2 separate regions of the Homo sapiens genome follow, and region 2 is linked to region 1. A link is an interaction called in ENCODE POLR2A ChIA-PET data of the cell type or tissue named here. Cell type or tissue: Panc1. All regions are shown on one strand. Links, peaks and the distances in the headings refer to the core of each region. The heading gives the core; the rest is flanking DNA.

Region 1 (5,051 bases), core at 970-3,469:
TGTCGCCCAGGCTGGAGTGCAGTGGCATGATCTCAGCTCACTGCAAACTCTGCCTCCCGGATTCACGCCATTCTCCTGCCTCAGCCTCCTGAGTAGCTGGGACTACAGGCACCCGCCCCGACGCCCGGCTAATTATTTTTTTGTGTGTATTTTAGTAGAGATGGGGTTTCACCATGTTAGCCAGGATGGTCTCAAATCTCCTGACCTCGTGATCCGCCCGCCTCGGCCTCCCAAAGTGCTGGGATTACAGGCATGAGCCACTGCGCCTGGCCAAGACTGATCTTTAAAATTTATTGTCATTAAGCCTTAAAGACCGATAAGAAATTGGGTCCTTGAAACTTACTTGCCGAGAAGTCTGTAAAATTCATAGTGACTAGGCATGGCTCCCCTCCGTCACCTAGAAAGTGATGCAGACCTGGTGCAGCGGCTCACGCCTGTTATCTTAGCACTTTGGGAGGCTGAGGTGAGCGGATCACCTGAGGTCAGGAGTTCAAGACCAGCCTGGCCAACATGGTGAAACCTCATCTCTAGTCTCTATTAAAAATACAAAAATTAGCTGGAGTGGTGGCACATGCCTGTAATCCCAGCTACTAGGGAGGCTGAGGCGGGAGAATCACTGGAACCCAGGAGGCGGAGGCCGCAGTGAACCAAGATTGCACCATTGCGCTCCAGCCTGGGTAATACAGCAAGACTCCATCTCAAAAAAAAAAAAAAAAAAGAAAGTGATGCAGCTACACAGCCTGCTCTTTGTCTTCTCTCCTTCTAGGTTCCATTCTGTACAGCAGTGATTTTCAAATTTTGGTCTCTGTATCCCTTTATACTCTTAAAAATTACTGAGGAATCCAAAGAGCTTTTGATATTTACCACATCTGGAGTTAAAACCGAGGAAGTTTTAAAGTATTTATTCATTCATTTTTTTAAAAAATTACATTTTAATGTAAACATCAGTTTATTTAAAATAACTATATTTTCTGAATACTAAACATTACTAACCATCAGAGAAATGTGAATTAAAACCACATTGAGGTATTATCTTATACCAGTCAGAATGGCTATTATTAAAAACTCAAAAAAAACAACAGATGTTGGGGTGGATGCAGAGAAAAAGGAATCCTTATACCCTGTTAGTGTAAGTGTAAATTAGTACAACCTCTATGGAAAACAGTACGGAGATTTCTTGAAGAACTAAAAATAGAACTACCATCATCTCACTCCTGGGCATCTACCCAAAGGGAACCATTGTATAAAAAAGACACCTGGGCTGGTGTCTTGGGAAGCCAAGGTGGGCAGATCACCTGAGGTCGGGAGCTCGAGACGAGCCTGACCAACATGGAGAAACCCGGTCTCTACTAAAAATACAAAATTAGCCGGGCGTGGTGGCGCATGCTTGTAATCCCAGCTACTCAGGAGGCTGAGGTATGAGAACTGTTTGAACCCTGGAGGTGGAGGTTGTGGTGAGCCGAGACTGTGCCATTGCACTCCAGCCTGGGAAACAAGAGTCAAACTCCGTCTCAAAAAAAAAAAAAAAAAAAAAAAGACACCTGCGCTTGTATGTTTATCATCGTACCGTTCACCATAGCAAAGTCGTGGAATCAACCTGGGTGCCCATCAACTGATGATTGGATAAAGAAAAGGTGGTATAAATATACCACGGAATACTATGCAGCCATACAAAGGAATGAAATTATTTCTCTTGCAGCACCATTTGTATTTCACATTATCTTATGTGAAATAACTCAAATACTGCATGTTCTCACTCATAGTGGGAGCTAAGCAGTGGCTACACATAGACATAAAGATGAAAATAGCAGACACTGGGAACACAAAGGGGAAAGGGTGGGAGTGGGGTGAGGGCTAAAAATTAACTATTGTGTACAGTGTTCACTATTTGAGTGATGGGTTCAGTAGAAACCCAAACTTCATTATGCAGTATATCCACGTAACAAACCTGCACACATACCCCTGGAGACATGAAAACCAAAACAATATTTTTTCTAAAGTCTAAAAATCTTAGCGAGAATGGATACATTGTTTTACCTTTTTGTTTTTACAAATCTCTCTGATGCCTTGCTTAAGAGAAGATACATATATTCGCATGTCTGCCTCTGCACTCAATCTGATGCAATACATTATTTTGGTTGAAAAATATGAAGGAAATCTGGGTTCATCCAGATATGTAATTGGCAAAGAGTATTTTAATAGCCTTTTCAGATAATTATGGATATTCTTCTTTGATACTACAACAAAATTTGACAAGCAGTAGTTTCTTAAAGGTTAGTTGCCATGTAGTATCTGAAAGCATATGAACGTTAATATTCTGTTACATTAAAATTTTTTACTAATGCAGGGTTTTGTAGCATTATACATTAGTCATTTGGAAAATATTGAGTCACTGGGTTATTCAGATCTTCCGGATGTTGATGTTGCACCATACAATACCAAAAAATTACATTCATCACTATCATGACGAGTATTGGGAAGCTGCAAGCTCATAATAGTAAATAAAAGTATTCCAAAATTCTAGTTCTTAAGAGGTCAAATTTTATCATTGGCAACAAATACTGTGAGTTGTTTTATTTGCAGTGACAGGCGGACTTTATTCATTTCAAGAAAAATGTGTGAGAGCTACCCAGATCTGAATGGTCATCACTGTCTGTCTGTTCTGTCAAGTACAAATGACATACCCAGGAAGAAAGTGGCCATTTCAGCTCCCAATTCAAATGATCACACAGTTGCCTTTCCTGAGACATCTTACTTCAGGATGCAGCAATAGTGTTTTCTGCATACTTTCCATTTTGTCACACCAAATATTTTAAAAGATCTGCATTCCAGGGTCAAAATTTTTGTGGAAAAAAAAAAAGCAGTAATCTTTACTGCTTTGTCAAGGACAGTTTTAAGTGAAGCTGGCTTTCCCTCCTCCACTAAGAGTACACAACAGTGAGCGTACGACTTGGTGCAGTGTGGAGCCACTGCCTTCATGCAGCCTCAGGCACTGGCAGTTTTACCCGCCATTGCTTTTGCACCATGAGTGAAAATACTAACACGATAAACAAGGCAAATAACATCTTGGTATGATTAGGAAAATGGGTTTTACCTAATAACCCCTGAAAGGGTCTTGAGGATTCCAAGGGTGTGCAGGTCACGCTTTGAGAACTCGTGGCGTAGTGGTTAAGAGCATGACTCGGGGTTTTGATTGCCTGCGTTTGAATCCTGCTCCTGCTGCTTATGAGCTGTGAGCCTTTGGGAGGTTATTGGACCTTTTCGTGACTGTGTACTCTCTGTAAAATGGATGTCATAATAGTACCTACCTCACTAAGCAAATCTGTTCAATAGTTAAACCATAAATATTAATTAGTATTTTGAAAATTATAAGACTCACCTAGTTTTTTGATTTTGTGATTGGCTGGTTGATGGGCTGGGGAAATGGCCAAAGCCCTGCTTGCCTTGAAGCTGTCTCCTCTGTCAGTCTTCCAGGATGAATGAGACGTCCACCATTGTCATTTTACCTTTATGGTGGTAAAGTACATGTTAACTGAGTTAAAAAACAAAAACACAAAAAGCCCATATCCTAGAAGGGTAACATGTGAGTGAGCGACTTAACAGGGATTGGTGAATCTGGTTAACCTACCAACTCTTGCCACCCGAGTCAAGGCGCTGATGGGCTGGAGGAGCGGAGAGCGCCTGATGAAGGGAGCAAGGGGAAGGGGCCCAGGAGCAGCAAGGGTCTGGCGCCGTGGGAAAGCTGGAAGGCAGTGTGAGAGTGTGGATCAGAGGGCGCTCTAGGGTGGGGTAAAGCGGGCAGCAGTAACTTTGCCTCTCATAGGCTGGGGTTGGTCCTGGTCAATTCTTTATTTTGTGTGAATCGCAAACATAGTTCAGGTATACGTAACGGAAGTGCCCCTCCCTATGCATTCTCCAGCTGTAGGGTACAGTCATCTCCGGGGCATTATAGTAAATCTCATTAGTTCAGACCTGATTAATGTTGAACTCACGACTGTTGAGATGTAGGTAGTGCAGTATACAGAAAAGAACAAGAGCTCTGGAATGAGGCATGTCAGGGCTGGAATCCTGGCTCCATCATAGACTAGCTGCATGGCCTTGGGTAAAAGATTTATCCTTTCTAAGTCTCTGTTTAGTCTGTGTAAAATGGGCTGCCAGTATCTCATGAGGGGATTCTAAATATTGAGAGGGCATATGATAGACATTCAGTAAATGCCTCTTGCCTTCCCTGTGCCAACTTTGTTTATCCTCCACTCCATCTAATTTATAATATTCAAACAGTGTCATGATTGCATTTTTAGTTTTATTAAGAAATTGAATTTTTAGGAAAAAAGTAAATATAGGAAGAGGAAGGATTATGATGCTACTGCTTCTCCAGGGATTTCAAGTAAAGTCTTTTTCACAAAACCATTACTCTTCCTCTTCACTGTTTCTGGGGCCCCCTGAGGTGTTCTCATCCACAGCACTACCTTTTTGTTCACCTGTTCAACCTGTGAGTAATCCAATTACTGTTCTGTCTTTGAGGCCAAGAGCCTCAGTCCAAGCCAGCCATGTTCATGCTGTGTCTGCCCCAAGTGAGGAGGCTAAGGCTGGTGCATAGCCCGCTCTGTGAGGCCCCTCCCCACAGCCTCTGGATCTGCCCAGACTAACCTTCCGGAGGGCTCTGCGTCTCCCTTGCTGTTCTTAACGATCTCCATTGCTCCTGTGATTTCTTTTTCTTTTTCTTTTACTTTTTTTTTTTTTTTTTGAGACGGAGTCTCTCTCTGTCGCCCAGGCTGGAGTTCAGTGGCATGATCTCAGCTCACTGCAACCTCTGCCTCCCAGGTTCAAGCGATTCTCCTGCCTCAGCCTCCTGAGTAGCTGGGATTACAGGTGCCTGCCACCACACCCAGCTAGTTTTGTATTTTTAGTAGAGATGGGGTTTCACGATGTTGGCCAGGCTGGTTTCAAACTCCTGACCTCCGGTGATCCACCCGCCTTGGCCTCCCAAAGTGCTGGGATTACAGGCGTGAGCCACCGTGCTCGGCCTCCTGTAATTTCTTCTGTTGTTT
Region 2 (5,051 bases), core at 952-3,451, 130 kb before region 1:
TAATTCTGGGTTGATGATTTATTTTTCAGAATTTAAAACATATTGTTTTACTGTCTCCATAAAATTTCTACTAAAAGTAATTAGTCACTTAAATCATTGTTCCCCTGTATGTAATGTTTTCATGATTTTCCCTTTATCTTTTTTCAGAATTTTGACTGTGCTGCTTCTAAGCATAATTTTCTTTAGAGTTTCTGGCTTGGATTTCACTGACTTTCTTTAATCTGTAAATTTATAATTTTCACTAAATAAAAAAAAATTGGCTGTTTTCTAAAATTTTCTCTTTGCTTCATTCTGTCTTTCCTTTGATAATAGATATATTGGACATTTTATATTGTCCCACAAGTCTCTGGGGCTCTGTTTATTTTTTCAATATTTTTCATTTGTTATTCAGATTGGATTTTTTCAAGCTTCCTGGGTTGTTCCTCTGTCATCTATATTCTCCTGTTAAAATCATCCAGTGAGATTTTAATTTCAGAAATTGTATATTTCAGTTCTAAAATTTCTATTTGGTTATTTGATATGGTCCCTATTTACCCCCTAAGGTTCCCTATCTTTTCATTTATTGTGAGCATATTTTCCTTTACTTCTTTGAACATAGTTATAATAGCTGTTAAATCCCTATCTACTAATTTTAAGTTTTGAGTGTTCTCACCATTGGTCTCTGTTGATGTCATATTTTCCTGAGTCTTCAGACTGTATCCTAGACCTTGTCAATGCTATCTTGTAGAGATTCTGAATTATTTTATATTCTCTAAAGAACATGGGTAATTTAAAAACAGAGAACTAATTTGAGTTGAACTTAAACTGTAAACTCCATATCTTTGATGGCAGCTCAAATTCTCTTGTTCTTAGCTCACATCTGTCTCATGCCTATGTGGTTCAGGGGTCGAACAGAAATTTGGACAGACTTTATATACAAAATTTATTACCCTTCCAATATGAGTCTTTTCTTTCTGGGATTCTACCTTCCCCTCACCAGCACCAGAGGATTCCCTGAATTTTGTCTGGTGGTTTTTCAGCAAGTGTTTTGTCTGTTGTAGTCACTACATGCAGTGCTGACTATGGTCTGACTTCAGGAAAAAAGCTCTATAAATGGATAATTTACCCTGTGATGTTCCTTTTTTTTTTTTTTTCCTTGAGTGTTGACTCCTCTCCAGAATCTGCCTGCTTTTGTTTATTCTAAAATGCCTTCAAAGTTTTGTGTTGTATTTTGTCTGGAGTTTTACAGTAATCTGTGCAAGAACTGTGTCTGCTAGGAGCCACTTAGCCATACATTCTGTAGTTTATTCTTGTTTTGAATCATATGCTTGGAATAAATATCCAGGGTTTGGATTTATTTTAAAATGTATAAAATTTTATGTCTCATGGTATGCTTGCTCATAGCTATTTCTTATTAAATATTAATATTTAGAGAATGTCCTTTAAGTCTCTTTCTTTCTCTCTCTCTTTCTCTCTCCCTCTCTTTCTTTCCTTTTCTTTTCTTTTTTCTTTTTTTTTTTTAATTTGAGACAGAGCCTCACTCTGTCACCCAGGCTGGAGTGCAGTGGTACAATCTTGGCTCACTACAAACTCTTCCTCCCAGGTTCAAGTGATTCTTTTACCTCAGCCTCCTGAGTAGCTGGGACTATAGGCGCATGCCACCATGCCCACCTAATTTTTTTTTTTTCTTTTTGAGACAGAGTCTTGCTCTGTTGCCCAGGCTGGAGTGCAGTGGCACAATCTTGGCTCACTGCCAGCTCCGCCTCCCAGGTTCACGCCATTCTCCTGCCTCAGCCCCCCAAGTAGCTGGGACTACAGGTGCCTGCCACCACGCCTGGCTAATTTTTTGTATTTTTAGTAGAGACAGGGTTTCACTGTGTTAGCCAGGATGGTCTTGATCTCCTGACCTCGTGATCTGCCCGACTCACCCTCCCAAAGTGCTGGGATTACAGGTGTGAGCCACCACGCCCGGCCCTTGTATTTTTTGTAGAGATGAGATTTCACCATGTTGGCCAGGCTGGTCTCAAACTCCTGACCTCAAGTGATCTGCCAGCCTCAGCCTCCCAAAGTTCTGGGATTACATGCATGAGCCACCATTCCCAGCCTATTTATTTCTTGTTTCATTGTTTTTTGTTTTGTTTTTTGAGATAGAGTTTCGCTCTTGTTGCCCAGCCTGGAGTGCAATGGCACAATCTCAGCTCATCGTAAAGTCTGCCTCCTGGGTTCAAGCAATTCTCCTACCTCAGCCTCCCGAGTAGCTGGGATTATAGGCATGTGCCATCATGCCCAGCTAATTTTGTATTTTTAGTAGAGATGGGGTTTCTCCATGTTGGTCAGGCTGGTCTCGAACTCCCGACCTCAGGTGATCTGCCCATCTTGGCCTCCCAAAGTGCTGGGATTACAGGTGTGAGCTACCACACCTAGCTTTTTTTTTTTTTTTTTTTTTTTTTTTGAGACAGAGTCTTACTCTGTTGCCCAGGCTGGAGTGCAGTGGCACAATCTTGGCTCACTGCAACCTCCACCTCCCAGGTTCAAGCGATTCTCCTGCCTCAGCCTCCCAAGTAACTGAGATTACAGGTGCCCACCACCATACCCAGCTAATTTTTGTATTTTTAGTAGAGACAGCGTTTCACCATGTTGGCCAGGCTGGTCTCAAACTCCTGACCTCAAGTGAGCCACCTGCCTTGGCCTCCCAAAGTGTTGGGATTACAGGTGTGAGCTTCTGTGCCTGGCCTGTTTCATTGTTTTGATCAAAATGTTTCATGTATTTTATTCTCTTTGATTTTTCTCTCCAATTAACTTATTTTCTGATGTTTTTATTTAGCATGTTTGCTTTGGGTATAGATTCTTATTTTATTTTATTTTTTTTGAGATGGAGTCTCACTCTGTCGCCCAGGCTGGAGTGCAGTGGTGCGATCTCGGCTCACTGCAAGCTGCGCCTCCTAGGTTCACCCCACTCTTCTGCCTCAACTTCCCGAGTAGTAGCTGGGACTACAGGTGCCCGCCACCATGCCTGGCTAATTTCTTTTTGTATTTTTAGTAGAGACGGAGTTTCACTGTGTTAGCCAGGATGGTCTTGATCTCCTGACCTCGTGATCCGCCTGCCTTGGCCTCCCAAAATGCTGGGATTACAGGCGTGAGCCACCGCACCTGGCCTAGATTCATATTTAAAAAAAACCAAAAAAACAGAAAAAAAGGTGAAGGGCTGAGTGCAGTGGTAGCTTATGTCTGTAATCTTACAACTTTGGGAGGCCAAGGTGGGTGGATTGCCTGAGCTCAGGAGTTTGAGACCAGCCTGGGCAACATAATGAAACCCCATCTTTACTAAAATACAAAAAATTAGCTGGGTGTTGTGGTGCATGCCTGTAGTTCCAGCTACTTGGGAGGCTAAGGCATGAGAATTGCTTAAATCTGGGAGGCGGAGGTTGCAGTGAGCTGAGATCATGCCAGTGCATTCCAGCCTGTGCTACAGAGTGAGACTCTGTCTCCAATAAAAACAAAAAACAAAACAAATAAAAAAAACAGGCTGGGCACAGTGGCTCATGCCTGTAAACCCAGAGCTTTGGAAGGCCAAGGCGGGTGGATCGCTTGAGGCCAGGAGTTCAAGATCAGCCTAGCCAAAATGGTGAAACCCCCTCTCTACTACAAATACAAAAATTAGCTGGGTGTGGTGGCATGCACCTGTGGTCCCAGCTACTCGGGAGGCTGAGGCAGGAGAATTGCTTGAATCTGGGAGATGGAGGTTGCAGGGAGCCGAGATTGCGCCACTGCACTGCAGCCTGGGCAATAGAGTGAGACTCTGTCTCAAAAAAAAAAAAAAAAAAGGAAAAAAGAAAGAAAAAGAAAAAAAAGGTGGAGGATAGAACGTGGGAGAAAAGTGTTTCTATCTGATTTCCCATCCTAAATAAGCAAATGCCCTAGGACAGTGGACCATAGAAGAGAATGCTTTGTAGACATTAAAATGAAATTGTAGGCCGGGCACAGTGGCTCACACCTGTAATCCCAGAACTTTGGGAGCCTGAGGCAGGTGGATCACGAGGTTAGGAGTTCGAGACCGACCTGGCTAACATGGTGAAACCCCATCTCTACTAAAAATACAAAACTTAGCCAGGCATGGTGGCAGGCGCCTGTAATCCTAGCTACTCAGGAGGCTGAGGCAGAGAATTGCTTGAACCCAGGAAGTGGAGGCTGCAGTGAGCAGAGATTGCACCACTGCACTCCAGCCTGGGCAATAGAGCAAGACTCTGTCTCAGAAAAAAAAAAAGAAAAGAAATTGTAGAAGAATATTTAATAATTTGAAAAATAGTTCAGGTATACTGCAAAATTAGTTGATTAAATGAGACATAATCTCATTTTTGCAAAAAAACAAAAAGGTGGGGAGAGTAAAATGTAGAACCAGTGCTTAGGCTCCAGGAGTGCAGTTCACAGACTGAGTCATCATTGTCCAGAGCTCCCACAGGGTGCCCACAGTGGGTCTCGGGGCCTTCTAGCTCCAACCTCAAAGCTTGTCGAGTTTAGAATTTTCCACTCTTTACATTCATACCCTTGCTATGGCCTCATGATGGGCAGAATGTACTTCCACGCCCTTAAAAGAAAATGACTCTCTTTTGAGCTCTAGAGGCCAGGCTATTTGTTATTTCCTCATTGTTCATACTCTACCCTGGGCCTGGCTCACATAAACTGTATTTCCCAACCCTCGCCTCTAGAGATTTGGGGTTTGTGTTCCTTTTTCCCCACTGAATATCATGTATTCCTTATGTAAATATTTCCCTCCTCACTGGAGACTCATATCTCTATGCAATGAAGCAATTTGTATTAAATAAAATGTCTTGTTATATCCTTTTCCCAGATGTTGATTACCTATAGACACTAGATCATTTGCATAACCAAATTTGGACCTGTATTGATAGACCAAGAGATTAATTTCTATGACTTAATGCAAACATCTTTATGCTTTATTATGTCAACCATAATAATTCTACACAAATTAAGGTAATCCATAACACAATAACTTAAAACCATAATCACTTATTTTTCCTTGTGTGTTTTCAGGTTGGCTGATATTTAAGATT

Evidence for each region. Peaks named below come from ENCODE experiments on the same cell type or tissue, not always from the same donor. Only the 100,000 strongest peaks of a DNase experiment are listed, where the experiment ranks them.
Region 2: POLR2A ChIA-PET joins it to region 1 with 5 read pairs; 5 of 35 experiments call an interaction of 5 or more read pairs at or near these places.

Annotation. Positions count from the first base shown.
Region 1 is chr3:185,726,914-185,731,964 of GRCh38, reverse strand. The region is part of intron 2 of IGF2BP2 (insulin like growth factor 2 mRNA binding protein 2); the gene reads left to right. It overlaps IGF2BP2-AS1 (IGF2BP2 antisense RNA 1), which reads right to left. Exons shown (of 8, transcript NR_126326.1): 6 at 3,380-3,506; 7 at 3,095-3,278; 8 at 2,178-2,292. Among named protein-coding and RNA genes, the nearest start is that of IGF2BP2-AS1, 16 kb to the right of the region's middle. RefSeq lists enhancers at 1-142, 2,511-3,362, 3,363-4,214. In Panc1, for the core only: no CTCF peak of the experiment used is centred there; a DNase peak (open chromatin) is centred at 2,404; H3K27ac peaks cover 1,470 bases.
Region 2 is chr3:185,852,356-185,857,406 of GRCh38, reverse strand. No RefSeq gene overlaps it. Among named protein-coding and RNA genes, the nearest start is that of IGF2BP2, 30 kb to the right of the region's middle. In Panc1, for the core only: no CTCF peak of the experiment used is centred there; no DNase peak of the experiment used is centred there.